Linked DNA regions of Homo sapiens: region 2 is linked to region 1. A link is a contact called in ENCODE Hi-C data. All regions are on one chromosome and are shown on one strand. Each heading gives the region's core, a stretch centred on a gene start or an enhancer-like site at or near the end of the contact. The rest is flanking DNA. Distances are from core to core; before and after follow the strand shown.

Region 1 (5,323 bases), core at 2,817-5,316:
ACTCTCTAAGAAATCCAGAAATACACAATATATCTTCCTTTTTTAAAAGGATAATACTTTAAATACACTGTTGCAAGAACAAATCCCTGCTCCCCAAAGGTGGACAGCAGGACAAGGAACTACAATTTCAACCTTGACTGTGTTACCAAACTAGCTCCTTGACATTCTAGAGTTTAACTTCACCAATCAGACCACAAGCACCTACCAAACAGGGACAAATTCTCTCCTCTCCAGCTGACCTATGTCTGTCTTGCAGAATCAAATGTATCATCCAAAAGTATGTAATACTGAAGCAATTATCTATTTCCCTCCAATACTCTATAGACACTCCAGAAGTGAGTTCTCCTCATCTGGACACTCCTTCTTTCTATATATCCTTCCTAAAACTATATTATAAGCTATCCGCTAGTTCTTTCATGTTTTCATACCTCGTCCCCAGGTCTTTTATAACAAATTATTCCAGCTGCTTGCTTCCCACCAAGAAAGAAATATAAAGCTTTCTTTTCCCCAAATAATTTCTCTAGGTAAACATGTCACAAATAATCACTCAATAATAGTCTTGGTGACTTTTCAAACCATAAACAATTATTTCTTTCATTTTAAAATGTTGGAAAATACTTTTTTCTACCCACTCCCTCCCTCCCCCCAGTTAATTGCTAAATAAACATATGTTAAAGGAGGAGAGAAAGGCAGATTAAAGCAACCATGGTTGGAACCTTGAATACCAGGATAGAAGAGCTACAGTGAAGGCAGAGAAAAGAATACCAAACCCAGTCAAGAGCCGAGGTATTTTCCGAACGTTCCTACTTCTTCCCAGTATACCATCTGCAGACTCTAAGTGCAAGCAGAAGCATCTACAAATGACATTTTCATTGGCTTTCAGTTCTTTTTAATAGCAGAACGCTTTATTTTCCTTTCCTCATGATATTTTACATAGTATCTTAATATTTAAAACACATAGGAAAATGAGTCAGTCTAATTAAAAGAAGACGAGGAAAACTCAAGCCTAGACTGTTAGGCTTGCCTGATCCATTTTCCCTTCTAAGCCCTCCTACAGCAACCCCTGAGACACTGAAGAGGGATTTCATGGGACAGTCTAAGAACATTTTTATCTAGAGAACATAATTATCTAGAGGAATCCTCAAAGCCAAAGTCAAAGAGAACGAACAAAGAACTGCTAGAGTTAGGAGGCAAAGTTAGAATTTTTTAGTTGGCTAGAATCCTAGTTAGGGACAGCTAAGATTTTCTATCACAATTTGAAAGTACTGAATCAATAAGTTGATAGCATATATTAATAAAATTAAGGCATGTACCTCAAAGAGCAAACAACTTTTATCTCAATACCTATATTAGATAGTACCTTTCTTCAAAAGCATTTTCGCATATTCTCATTCTTATTTTTAAGTATATAAAATAATACTTATTTGTAGAAATTTTGTAAAATTCAGTAAAGTTTTTTAAAGTTACTGCAATTTACTACTTCATTTATTTCAACATCCTGCTATGATGCAAACAGTACCATCATTTTTAAAATAAGGAAATCCAACGAACGGCAGAGTAAAAAATACTCTAGCATAAACTAGTTACTCTGTATACATACATAAACAAAACTCGGATTAAAAATTAGTATGAGAATCGGAGACTGGAAAAATCCCTTCAAACTGGAATTTCAGGGAGAGCTCCACTGAAATGATGAGATCAGAACTAATTTTAAAGATTGGGTGGAAGAGGGATTGGAAAGTCAGGAAAAAAAAAGGACAAAGGTCAGGCCTAGAAAACAAAAGTGCATAAATACCATTAGACAGGCCTGAAAATACAGTAGTACTGATTGCTAGCTCTGAAAATTAAAATCAAGACAAGAGAAAAACTTTTTTCAGGGAGGAAGGAGAAATTAGCTGGCAGAAAATATCTTGAGCAAATACTTCATTAGGTAAAAGTATCTCTTTGAACTGCTACATTATCAAACCTCCTGATGGCATGGGCTAACCCAGCTAAAAAACAGCTAACATTTATTAAGACCAAACAATTTTTTGACAATTTAAAATCCTTGATGGAATTTGACTTATAATTTGCCCTCTAAAAAAAGAATGCTTATAAGTAGATAAACCATCACACTTACCTTGTATTTTCATTCACTTCTCCCTTCTTCTAATAGATAAAAAGGGGATAACAAGAATTTAGATGATCAGCCAAAATAAAGAATGGGACTGCTTTCACTTTGTGGGCCCCATTTCACATCTTTTTACCTCCAAAGTATTTTGGAATTCTGAATTTTGTCTTGAAGGGCAGGATTTCTACCACAGTGTCAAGAATAAATCTCAATAAGCAAATATCTGAATGACATGATGACTTTTATGTTAGTCTTACTGATCAAAGGACATTAAAATTATATATAGCCTTATTTTTTCTTTACCTGTTTCTCAAGCCTGTTCCATTGCCACAGCCTCCACCAACCAAAGTCTGCAAAGAAGGTAAAGCTGAACGGCTTAGCTGTTGCCGACTAGGGCCCCTCCTTCCACCGGGCATGTCCAGGAACCAGTCTGCTTCCAGTGCCACCTGTAGTTGCAACCCAGGTTAATGGTTGTCAACCAGTTTCAACTCTGAACGACAACAAAAACATTTAAACATCAGTAGACTATTTTTAAAGTAGGCAACAAAACAACGACAAACACTGAGTAAGCAGGCCTTACAAAATAAGATTTTCAAACGAATGTTCCCAGTGTCTACTACTTACGTTATTCGAATTAAAGGACTACTCAGACTCTAATGGGTCAAAAGCCTAAGTTCTGATCTAAGCTCTGTTCAGCTTTAGGCAAGTGATGATTTGTGTCTTTTGTCAACTGATTTGTATCATCTGTAAGATATTATAATCAAATAGAAGTTTACAAGAAACATCACACCTTATACATTTCCAGCTCAATGTTTCACACTTAAACTACTTGAAATATAGAAGAATTGGCACTTTATAAAACATTAGGTTTTGTTATCAAGGGATATGGCTTGTGAGCTCAGATGGTCACATATTATCTGACCTTATCCGGATAAGTTAACTTCTGAGTGTGTTCTTCTGAGTGTGTTTCTTCAAGGGGGGGGGGCGGGGGGGGGGAGTGTCCCCTGTTCTGCAGAGGTTGTCAGGACTGAGGAAGTGGAATGAAAGGGTACCAGTAGTTCTTTTAACAGTTTAAAAGTAAAACTGTTCGAGTGGTATCTCTATATGTTAGGGTTAAAATATTGAAAGAAACTCTTCAAGGGGATGCCCGCTCCAGAAAAGCTGGTGTAAAATCATACAGAAATTACTGAAACTGCAAGATTAAGAAGCAAGTAAAAGATAAAGATCCTCACTGGAAAAAAAAAAAAAAGCTCTTTTCATCATTCTACGGCAAAAATCATGATTCTGTCAACATGGATACCAATGTTTCCTAAACAATACAACTAAAACCCAAGGATGACACTGGAAAAAACCCGTGTTTTCAAATGCTCCCTATTCCTAACAGCCTTCGGCTGTAAACTAACCCCAAGTCAAACAAAGCATTCAAACCGCTGGATGCAGGGGCTGCTGGTCCTTGCTCCATTAACAAGCAAAGGGAAAGAAAAGTGCAGGGAAAAAACTGGGACGGAAGAGGTGAGAGTATGCGGTGTGGTGGACTGCAGGAGACCACAAACTTCAACAGACTGGTCCCTAAGAGAAGTCGGCAGAAAGGTAGACAAAGCAGTCTCCGCCGCACACCCAAGAGGGCCGAGGCAGGTCCAGGACAGCCGGACCTTGGGGCAGCTCAGTAATACTCACGCATGGAAGAGTCCCAGCCGGTGGGGCGGGGTCCCTAGAAAGCGGCGACAACTTTACAGACTGGACCCCAGGTAAGGGAACTCCCTCCCAGCGTTGGAACGCTGCAAACCAGCTGCTTGGACGCAGGCAGCCCCCGCCTAGAGAATCAAGAAAAGGTGTCCAGGCTTCGGGCTGCCAGACTCAGACCCAGACTCCGACGCAGTTCCAGTGCCAGAGCTAAAGCTAGAGCCAGAGCCTGATACTTCAGCACCCATCCCTAGCCTCCATTACCGCGGAGCTGAGCAGACGTGGCAGCGCACGGCGATGACGTCAGCTACGCGACCGCGGTCTGCCCCAGCCGCGAGTGCGTCCCCGGAATCAGCCGGCACGACAACCCCTACCATTTGCACCTGCGCAGTGGGGCGCGCCTTCTCCTCTTAACTCGCGGTCCCGCCCCTTCCGGCCAGTGTTGGCCAAAGCATTTCCTCTTTCGGCCTCAGTCAGCTAGCGGCTGCTAGGTGCGGGCACCATGCTACTGATCCTTCTTGCTGTCTCTTGGACTCCATGTAGTAACCATGTACAAGTTATCACCGCCATTTTACAGATGAGTGTAGATTAGGAGGTGTCACCTAGGGTCACGTTACTGCTAAGTGAGGGAGCCCAAGTCATGAAGTCATGCGTCAGCATCCAACCCTGCGCTTATTGTTTGCTAAGAACTAGACAGATGCTGTGGTTACAAAGCGAATACCACAAAAGCTCAGAGTCTAGTGGAAGAGAGGCGACACTAAGAAAATACAGTAATTACCATTTGTTACAATATTAAAAGTGTGTCCAAGGTCCAGAGATAGCATGTAACACTAACGAATTCTGTGGGATGGTGGTGATGTCAATACCAAGAAAAGCTTTGCAGAGAGCTTGGGGTTTCAGCCAAGACTCCACAAAGGCATAGGGGCTTTGTGGGAGAATGGCAGTCCTCCTGGAGAAGTGGCAGATAAAAAGGTAAAGATCTGTGAGCAACGTCATCTTGAGTTCAGGAATTGACAATAGTTTGGTATTAGAAGAAGATAAGAGTGTCAAAAGGAGCATTTGTGTAATCTTTCACTCCAGAGATTTTAATCTCCTTAATAGAAAGTTGTTTGTATTGATTGAATGATTAACCTTTATTAAGAATTTTGTTGTGTCAGGCACTGGATTAGTAGCTTTACACATTTCATTTAAATCTCACATTTTGATAGCTTCTACTATGGTTATTATTTTACAGAAGAAACTGAAGTTAAGAGAAGTTAAGTAGCTTGTTGAAAATAGCCTGCCTGGCCAGGCAGGGTGGCTCATGACTGTAATTCCAACACTGGGAGGCCAAGGCAGGAGGATCACTTGAGCCCAAGAGTTTGAGACCACCCTGAGCAATATAGTGGAACCTTGTCTCTATGAAAAAAGTAAAAAAATAAATCGGGCATGGTGGCTCACACCTGTAGTCCCAGCTACTTGGGAGGCTGAGGTGGGAGGATCACTTGAGCCCTGGAGGTCAAGTTTGCAGTGAGCCGAGATTGTGCCACT
Region 2 (4,782 bases), core at 1-2,500, 3.3 Mb after region 1:
CGCCGGCTCTCACGTGGAGGTCACGTGACGGATGCTGGGCGGGACCACGCAGCTTTGTTTTGATACCCCGGGTGTGGAAATACAAACACGTGGTCTGAGTTGTGGCGCTTTTTACCTAACCCGGACCTTAGCGTTCTTTATTGTAGTCTTAGCTTCGTTTCTGTTTCTCCTTTTCTAGTCAGATCCTTCCTTTCCACCTCGGCTTTTCTCCACCCTAAAGGATTGGAGTTTTAGGGGAAGGTTTGCCGCTTAGTGGGGCTCCGGCGGTGGGATGGGTCTCTGCCGTGAGCTTTCGCGAGCCGCTCTTGGCAGCCTGGAATGCGAGGCTAGCTCACGCTTCTCTTACACCTCTCTTGCCCTTCTGGTGGTAACCTGACTCCTTCTGATTTTAGTGGCTGCCGGGAAATACGAACCTCGGGCAAAGAATCCTGTGATTGCGTTCCCTGTGACTCATTTCCCGATCCAGACAAGCCAAATTGCTTGACTTTAGGTTTTCAAGGACACTAATCCACAGCTGTCAGGCTTCTGAATTTGTATACCAAAATAAACAAACAGCTGTGTGAAGAGATCAACAACCACCTTTCTTCTCGTTTACCCTGTGGTCAAATCATAATCACTGGAGATGGATCTTTGGGGCAAAAATCTTCCAACTTTACTGGACATACCTTTATTGCTCGCCTATTGGCAGGCGAAATGGGTAAAGTTTACATATATATGAATGAAATTGGCTAGTTTGGAATCTCCTCTTTGGATATGTAAGACAAAAAAGTAACAAAAATAGGTAGTACTTATTGCACGTAAGAAATGATTTTTATGAGATAATCCCCTGGGACCAACTACGCTTAAACTTTATCCTTCGCCTATAATTTCTGAAGTTACTAACTCAACAAAAATGAGAATAAGCCCAAAATAGAAGCAAGCATCAGGTTAACTGACGTCACTTAACAGGTCACTGAGTTGTTTATTAGGCACAAGATTTAACTTGGACACTTCCTCCAAACACCCCAGGGTTCCTTGCCCAACCTCCTCGAATACAGCCTCTCTGGGAGTTTCCCTCTCCCCGACTCAGCCGCGCTGGTCCCTGCCTTTTCAGCGCTACCTGCCCTCCGTCTGGGACCTGGCTCCTTTCCTCTCGCCGGTGTTTCCTCGCCACCCGCGGAGGGGAGGGCGGACCCCAGCCTCCTTGCCGCCTGCCCCGCCTCCCCGCCTCCCCGCCGGCCCGGCTCGGGCCGCGCAGGCGCACCAGGCGCGGTCCGGAGGCCGAGGGCGACCACAGCAGCCTCCGCCTCCTGCTGCTCAGGACTATTCTGCGCTGGGCTAGTCGGCGGTGACCCGGACTGCGCCCGGCAGTGGCTTCGCGGGCGACGCGTCGCCATGGGCTCTCGCTGGAGCAGCGAAGAGGAGAGGCAGCCGCTGCTGGGGCCCGGGCTCGGGCCTGGGCTGGGGGCCTCCTGGAGAAGCCGGGAGGCGGCGGCGGCGGCGCTGCCCGCGGCGGTCCCGGGTCCCGGGCGGGTATACGGGCGCCGCTGGCTGGTGCTGCTGCTCTTCTCGCTGCTGGCGTTCGTTCAGGGCCTGGTCTGGAACACCTGGGGTCCCATCCAGAACTCGGCGCGCCAGGCCTACGGCTTCTCCAGCTGGGACATCGCGCTGCTCGTGCTGTGGGGGCCCATCGGCTTCCTGCCCTGCTTCGCGTTCATGTGGCTCCTGGACAAGAGAGGTGAGGGGTCGCGGAGCGCCAGCCCGCGCTGTCTCTCCTCCGGGAGCAGGCGCCTGCCCGCGCTCCAGGCCTGCCAGCCGCCTCCCTTGGCCCCGGCATAGGGGTTGTGTGAGGTGATAGAGTGTTGCTAGCATTCCATTTCTGACTTAGGAACCCTCCGTCCCCAAAGCGACAAATATGGAAAGGCAACCTTGCAAATATTTATGTTTTTTATCAAGGCCCTTTATGCAACACCAGGGATTTAAGCGATCTCTAAACGTTCAAGTTTTTACACATTGTGAACATCAGAGCATCCCCGTGCACGTGCGGTGTATGTGTTTTACACCTGACAAAAATGACTGATGCTTTGACTTCAAAGGGATATGGGGATGTTGAGGATGAAAGGTCGGAAAATAGATTGACGGTGCCCATATGTAAGGAAATAATGAGTTCGTTTTGTGTAATAGATGACTCCAGCCCAGGAAGAGCTATTGGGAAACTCAGATCTGACACTTTGGTTTCTGGAAGGTGGTGCTCGGCAGCTTTAAAATGTGTGTATGTGACTAGATGGCTTTCTCAGTTGAGATTTGTGACTTTCAATTAAAGCTTGCAGATGAGTGAAGATGCTTGCTTAGAATGGTACCCTGGACATCTCACTTTACCACTTGCCAGTGTGATTCTCTGAGAAGAAAAAGCCATAGGGCTGAGAATCAAGGCATACTTACCACATAAGTATGGATAAATGATTAGTAGTGACAGTCTACCCTCAAGAGGCTGTTGTGCAAGATTTTATATTTATTAATTGAATAATGCCTGGGAGCTACTTTGTACAGTTTCTGTTCAACCTTTTATAAGTTTTGTTGCAATGAGTTCTTTAGTCAGATTTGGAAGGTTGTCTTAGTCCACTGGAGCTGCTATAACAAAATACCATAAACTGGGTAGTTCATAAACACAGAAATTTATTTCTCACAGTTCTGGAGGCTGGGAAGTCCAAGATGAAGGCTCAGGCAGAATCGGTGTCGGGTGAGGGCCTGCTTCCTACACAGTGGTCTCTTCACTATAACATAAGATGGAAGAAGGGGTTAGGGAATCCCTCTGAGGTCTGTTTTATACGGGCAGTAATCCTATTCACATGGGTTCCACCCTCATAACCTAATCACCTTCCAAAGGCTGCACCTTCTTATTCCATCATTTTGAGGGTTAAGATTTCAAAATGTGAATTTGAGGCCTGGCGCAGTGGCTCAAGTAATCCCAGCACGTTGGGAGGCTGGGGTGGGAGGATTGCTTGAGCTCAGGAGGTCGAAGCTGGAGTGAGCTGTGATGGCACCACTGCACTCTGCCCTGGTCAACAGGGCAAGACTCGTCTCAGAAAAATTAATACATAAACAAAATATGAATTTGAGGGGAACACATTCAGACCTCAGCAAAAGTCAAGTGTAGGTAGGTATAGAATTGCAATTGTCTGGCATGTAGTTAGCACTCAAAATTAGTTGGTTATTAAGAGAATAGAATAGCAGGGTGATGTTAGTAGTTATACTTCCTTCTCTCCTCCTTCACTGGAATTCCTTCATTGGAATCCATGTGAAAAAGACTAAGGAATAGTTGATTGTGAATTCCTTAATGATCAACAATATAATGTAGCTGCTAAAAAAGAAAGGACAGTTTAGGCATAGAAACATAGTGTCCAAAACAAGAAGCAAAATAGTTTGATAGGCTCTACATTAGTGTTTAGTTCTGAGCTTGATTCTGAGAAGGCCATTTGACAAACTGCAGAACTTTAAAGGTTCTGCGACAAGAATGATAAAGGGTATAAAAATCATGATGTGTAAAATGAAGGGAACTTGTGTGTATCACACTTCAAAAAGAAACTTGAGGCAAGATATAGACTATGTGAAGATCAAGTCAAAGAGGAATTCGACTTATGTGTTGTTCTAGGAGGAAGAACTAGACTGAGTCAAGTTACAAAGAAATGTAACTCAAAGCAATACAAGGAAGAACCTTCTAACAAAGATACCCAGCCCTGAATGGGTGTGTCTTGACTGCTGTAGAACTTCCAGCTAGAGCAAATACTTTTGCAGAGGATGTGTGCTAGATGCCGAAGAAGGGCTTCTCCTACCAAAGGGAGATTTTCTTTGGGTTATTGTTGTTTGCTTTTAAACTAAATATTGATTTTCTCTGGGTTTCTGCTGGGCTCAGTGGCTCATGTTTGTAATCTCAGCACTTTGGGAGGCTGAGGCGGGTGGGTCACTTGAGCCCAGGAGTTAGAGACCAGCCTGGGCAACATGGTGAAACTCCAAATCTACAAAAAATACAAAAATTAGCCAGACATGTTGGCATGCGCCTGTAGTCTTAGTTACTGGGGAGGCTGAGGCTGGAGGATCAGTTGAGCCCAGGAAGTAGAGGCTGCAGTGAGCTATGATTGCTCCACTGCACTCCAGCCTCAGTGACAGAATGAGACCCTGTCTCAAAACAAACAAACAAACAAACCCAAAGTAGTACTTTACCTATAATCAATGTTACAATAATATTTTTTTAAAAAGAAAAAAGATTGTATTTGTTTCCACTGATGTATTTTTCTTCTGTTCCAGGATTCGGTCTAGGGTCCTCTGTTACATTTAGTTGTAATTTCTCTTTAGTTTCCTCCAATCTGTGATAATTCCTTGGTCATTCCCTTAACAAGGTTGGCTAAATTCAGGGGAAAATGCTGTGTTATAGTTTCTTTTTATTTTTATCAGGAGCATTTTTCAATATTATTCCCCAAATTTAGCCAACCTTGTTTTTTATGGTAGAAAAATGTTAATTTGCACCCTTCTTATTATAATTGTACCTACTATCCATGGCAGGATAAATTAGAAACTACCCATTCACTTTATAAAATAAGGTACTTTAGTTCTTCAGTAGTTCTTGTGACTATATGGTGAATTCAATTTTATATTTTCCTTTGGTTGAAGCAATAAAAAATACATTTAAAAATTCTCTTTATTAGGAAGTAGTTTTCATTTTTAGTAGAAGAAAGCAAATACACTTTTATATGTTGGCTTTCCTGCTACAGGTGTTCCATCTACGCACGTAGAAAGCAGGTTCTT

What was found. A loop is a pair of places that touch in the nucleus more often than their neighbours do. Pooled maps may share reads with other maps.
Region 2: a loop to region 1 is called in a map of CD8-positive, alpha-beta T cell, with 17 times the contacts of the local background. The contact joins the promoter of SLC49A4 here to the promoter of TMEM39A in region 1. A Hi-C loop is called at or near these places in 2 of 168 maps with a recorded cell type or tissue (CD8-positive, alpha-beta T cell and natural killer cell) and 7 of 50 pooled maps.

What each region holds. Positions count from the first base shown.
Region 1 is chr3:119,459,549-119,464,871 of GRCh38, forward strand. TMEM39A (transmembrane protein 39A) reads right to left here and starts at 4,067. Exons shown (of 9, transcript NM_018266.3): 1 at 3,788-4,067; 2 at 2,414-2,600. The coding sequence starts at 2,526. RefSeq lists enhancers at 3,738-4,227, 4,258-4,317.
Region 2 is chr3:122,793,819-122,798,600 of GRCh38, forward strand. SLC49A4 (solute carrier family 49 member 4) reads left to right here and starts at 1,251. Exons shown (of 9, transcript NM_032839.3): 1 at 1,251-1,717. The coding sequence starts at 1,375. HSPBAP1 (HSPB1 associated protein 1) reads right to left here and starts at 13. Exons shown (of 8, transcript NM_024610.6): 1 at 1-13. RefSeq lists a silencer at 1,088-1,577.